2 separate regions of the Homo sapiens genome follow, and region 1 is linked to region 2. Evidence: read pairs that join two places in POLR2A ChIA-PET (ENCODE). Cell type or tissue: B cell. All regions are shown on one strand.

Region 1 (2,500 bases), 730 kb before region 2:
CTTCAATGGCCTGGCTGGCTGTGTCCAAGGCCCAGGAGACAACCTGTTTTCTGGCTGTTCGAGGTTGGGGAGTCTGGGTAGAGAAAAACGTTAAAGTGCTAAAGCAGCTTCTGCGAGAGGCTGCAAATGCAGATTTGGTCATACTTGTCTAGGGTCTGAACCTGCAAACAGCAAGGGGAAAACCTATGATTCTCCACCAGAGTTTACAAGTCCAGAAAGCAGATTTTCTCTCTCTCATTTTTTTAAGGAGTAAAATGCTGTTGCTACAAGTAAAAAAATGTAATGATAAAATGGTCAGTTTACCACAGCTGGATTTTGCGGTAATAAAAAAGAGAGGTTACACTCCTAGAATTTTGAGTTAAGATTACAAAAAGGACCATAGCTTGATATTCTGAATGAAAATTTAGTAGCAGCTGCAAGAAGGGAAGAGACCATGTGGATCAGGTTATTAAAAAAACATACTGAAAGTAATCAAGACTCCTATACCCTTGGTTTAGTTGAGAGAACCTTGCCTAGTTGGAGAGCAAGGACTGAACTCGGCTGCTCCCACTGTCTTCAGCCTAAAGGGAACCATGTCACACCACGTTACACACACGATGGAATAAAAGGTCAGGTTTGTTCATGGCTAATGACGGCTAAATGACACCTCCGTTTCTAGCATTTGTATAAACTGTTAGCACAATCCATTAAGAGTGAACAAAAGCAAACATACCCCAGCTCATTAGACTACCATCTTATACATTTAAGTCTACAAGAAAAGTTTTAAACATGTTTTTACTGTGCAAGTTAAGCAGCATCAAAATAACAATAAAGTGGCTTAAGTGATATAACACCTTTTTAAGAAATTATCTTAATTAAGAAAACCCATGCATTTCCCTCCAACCTGGGCTCAAAAGCAAAACCAATCAGGCATTAGGGCCTCTTTCAAAACTGAATAGAAGGGAGGAAAAACCCTGCTCTGGTTTTATTTCTAACATGCTTGACATTTCTAATTCCCACCCCACAGCTGTCTAGAATTAAGCATTCTTAGCTAGTTACAAAAACAAGTCTTACCAGCACCCAATTGGCCATGTGAAGGCCTCACAACAGTTTAACCTCCTCCCAAATTGCAGAAGTGAAAGGCAAAAGCTAGTATTCTAGAGGTTAGACTGGCCCGACTTCTTCACCTCCAACAGGCATCGGCTAGATCAACTAAATTCTAATCCCAGTTATCCAGGAAGCAAAGAAGGTTTGTTAAAAATTCAACCTTTGGAGGAATTGACTGGTGACCTGTAGACATATTATTAAAGGGAAAAAGGCCAAAAAGGCACTAAACAGTTGTGGTCTATGACCTACAATGTAAATTTAAAAAAAAAAAAAATCTTCAAAAAGAAACGAAACACAACACAACCCTACAACCAAAATCTATCTATAGGTAAAATATAGCAAATGTAGTAAGTCAAATTAAAGAGTCAATATGGAGAAACAAGGAAGTTAATGTTTCCTGGCAAAGGGCGGAAGAAAGATGCATGAGTGAGTGACTTCTAAAGCCATTACATCATCTTCCTGATTTAATAAGCTATTAACTGGGTAACAAAAACCAAAAACACTACTTTTTAAAGCAAAGTCTTTTCAACTATTCTGTATGTACTAAGAGAAAATTCAGTGAGAGGGAGAGACTTACTGCCCTTCTAATTAAATGACCAATTTTAGCTGTTCAATCAGCTAATAAAATTCCAGTTTAAAAAAGTTCATCTCCCCCACACAATTTATTTTTCTGAGGTGAGAGAAACTGCAAACTGAAATGACATGACCACAGCTGTTTGAGGCCCACGCTCCCTTTAAGGAAAAAAAAAAAGTAATTTAGGGTTGGTTGCATGCCTTCCCAAAATAGGTGAGAATATTCTGGCCCCTCCCAACACCCCCAAGGCAATGGCCAAGGCTGAAAGTTAACTGGCAGTGAAAGAAGTTGGTTAGAAATCTCATCTGATTTTGAAACCATCTCAAAACCATGAGCAGGAAGACTGCAGCAATGAGCTGACCAGAGCTCCTGGCTTGCTCAAGTTCAGTGATGCTCAAAAATATTTTTAGTCCCTGCACTGTGTACCTGTGAGAAAAACTCTATGCCCTGGGCTTTTGGCCAAAGCAGGTACTGAAAAGGCAGGTTAACGGGCCACCTCACTGTCCCCTAAGGGTGGGTAAATCAGGTTAAGATCTACATGCTTACCAATTGGAAACCAGTTGTCCATTTTCCTGTAACTTTTTATTCTCCCAACATTTTTAAGTTTTATTCCAATTTTCTAACTGTTGACTGACCATACATATTTCTAATTAAACCTTAATCCCCAAAGTGGTCAGGGTACAGTCGTCATACTATGATTTTATTGAACTGACACAATATGTTGCCACCAGTAAAACGTATTGAGAAAAAGGTAAAAGCGTTACTGTCAGCTGGTTAAAACTGTTTCCCAACCTGTCCTCAGGGTTAGGGGGGATGCCCAGGTCTCCTGTGCGCAGTTTA
Region 2 (2,500 bases):
ACTTCTTAAAAGTTTTATTAAAGGGGAGGGGCAAATATTGGCAATTAGTTGGCAGTGGCCTGTTACGGTTGGGATTGGTGGGGTGGGTTTAGGTAATTGTTTAGTTTATGATTGCAGATAAACTCATGCCAGAGAACTTAAAGTCTTAGAATGGAAAAAGTAAAGAAATATCAACTTCCAAGTTGGCAAGTAACTCCCAATGATTTAGTTTTTTTCCCCCCAGTTTGAATTGGGAAGCTGGGGGAAGTTAAATATGAGCCACTGGGTGTACCAGTGCATTAATTTGGGCAAGGAAAGTGTCATAATTTGATACTGTATCTGTTTTCCTTCAAAGTATAGAGCTTTTGGGGAAGGAAAGTATTGAACTGGGGGTTGGTCTGGCCTACTGGGCTGACATTAACTACAATTATGGGAAATGCAAAAGTTGTTTGGATATGGTAGTGTGTGGTTCTCTTTTGGAATTTTTTTCAGGTGATTTAATAATAATTTAAAACTACTATAGAAACTGCAGAGCAAAGGAAGTGGCTTAATGATCCTGAAGGGATTTCTTCTGATGGTAGCTTTTGTATTATCAAGTAAGATTCTATTTTCAGTTGTGTGTAAGCAAGTTTTTTTTTAGTGTAGGAGAAATACTTTTCCATTGTTTAACTGCAAAACAAGATGTTAAGGTATGCTTCAAAAATTTTGTAAATTGTTTATTTTAAACTTATCTGTTTGTAAATTGTAACTGATTAAGAATTGTGATAGTTCAGCTTGAATGTCTCTTAGAGGGTGGGCTTTTGTTGATGAGGGAGGGGAAACTTTTTTTTTTTCTATAGACTTTTTTCAGATAACATCTTCTGAGTCATAACCAGCCTGGCAGTATGATGGCCTAGATGCAGAGAAAACAGCTCCTTGGTGAATTGATAAGTAAAGGCAGAAAAGATTATATGTCATACCTCCATTGGGGAATAAGCATAACCCTGAGATTCTTACTACTGATGAGAACATTATCTGCATATGCCAAAAAATTTTAAGCAAATGAAAGCTACCAATTTAAAGTTACGGAATCTACCATTTTAAAGTTAATTGCTTGTCAAGCTATAACCACAAAAATAATGAATTGATGAGAAATACAATGAAGAGGCAATGTCCATCTCAAAATACTGCTTTTACAAAAGCAGAATAAAAGCGAAAAGAAATGAAAATGTTACACTACATTAATCCTGGAATAAAAGAAGCCGAAATAAATGAGAGATGAGTTGGGATCAAGTGGATTGAGGAGGCTGTGCTGTGTGCCAATGTTTCGTTTGCCTCAGACAGGTATCTCTTCGTTATCAGAAGAGTTGCTTCATTTCATCTGGGAGCAGAAAACAGCAGGCAGCTGTTAACAGATAAGTTTAACTTGCATCTGCAGTATTGCATGTTAGGGATAAGTGCTTATTTTTAAGAGCTGTGGAGTTCTTAAATATCAACCATGGCACTTTCTCCTGACCCCTTCCCTAGGGGATTTCAGGATTGAGAAATTTTTCCATCGAGCCTTTTTAAAATTGTAGGACTTGTTCCTGTGGGCTTCAGTGATGGGATAGTACACTTCACTCAGAGGCATTTGCATCTTTAAATAATTTCTTAAAAGCCTCTAAAGTGATCAGTGCCTTGATGCCAACTAAGGAAATTTGTTTAGCATTGAATCTCTGAAGGCTCTATGAAAGGAATAGCATGATGTGCTGTTAGAATCAGATGTTACTGCTAAAATTTACATGTTGTGATGTAAATTGTGTAGAAAACCATTAAATCATTCAAAATAATAAACTATTTTTATTAGAGAATGTATACTTTTAGAAAGCTGTCTCCTTATTTAAATAAAATAGTGTTTGTCTGTAGTTCAGTGTTGGGGCAATCTTGGGGGGGATTCTTCTCTAATCTTTCAGAAACTTTGTCTGCGAACACTCTTTAATGGACCAGATCAGGATTTGAGCGGAAGAACGAATGTAACTTTAAGGCAGGAAAGACAAATTTTATTCTTCATAAAGTGATGAGCATATAATAATTCCAGGCACATGGCAATAGAGGCCCTCTAAATAAGGAATAAATAACCTCTTAGACAGGTGGGAGATTATGATCAGAGTAAAAGGTAATTACACATTTTATTTCCAGAAAGTCAGGGGTCTATAAATTGACAGTGATTAGAGTAATACTTTTTCACATTTCCAAAGTTTGCATGTTAACTTTAAATGCTTACAATCTTAGAGTGGTAGGCAATGTTTTACACTATTGACCTTATATAGGGAAGGGAGGGGGTGCCTGTGGGGTTTTAAAGAATTTTCCTTTGCAGAGGCATTTCATCCTTCATGAAGCCATTCAGGATTTTGAATTGCATATGAGTGCTTGGCTCTTCCTTCTGTTCTAGTGAGTGTATGAGACCTTGCAGTGAGTTTATCAGCATACTCAAAATTTTTTTCCTGGAATTTGGAGGGATGGGAGGAGGGGGTGGGGCTTACTTGTTGTAGCTTTTTTTTTT

What was found. Peaks named below come from ENCODE experiments on the same cell type or tissue, not always from the same donor. Only the 100,000 strongest peaks of a DNase experiment are listed, where the experiment ranks them.
Region 1: POLR2A ChIA-PET joins it to region 2 with 5 read pairs; 9 of 35 experiments call an interaction of 5 or more read pairs at or near these places.

Annotation. Positions count from the first base shown.
Region 1 is chr11:64,770,978-64,773,477 of GRCh38, forward strand. SF1 (splicing factor 1) reads right to left here. Exons shown (of 13, transcript NM_004630.4): 3 at 2,453-2,500. Among named protein-coding and RNA genes, the nearest start is that of SF1, 6.3 kb to the right of the region's middle. RefSeq lists an enhancer at 1,759-1,848. In B cell, no CTCF peak of the experiment used is centred here; DNase peaks (open chromatin) are centred at 1,114 and 1,454; H3K4me3 peaks cover 1,880 bases; H3K27ac peaks cover 2,500 bases.
Region 2 is chr11:65,501,819-65,504,318 of GRCh38, forward strand. It overlaps MALAT1 (metastasis associated lung adenocarcinoma transcript 1), which reads left to right. Exons shown (of 1, transcript NR_002819.5): 1 at 1-2,500. It also overlaps TALAM1. Among named protein-coding and RNA genes, the nearest start is that of MALAT1, 4.0 kb to the left of the region's middle. In B cell, no CTCF peak of the experiment used is centred here; DNase peaks (open chromatin) are centred at 1,346 and 2,454; H3K4me3 peaks cover 2,500 bases; H3K27ac peaks cover 2,500 bases.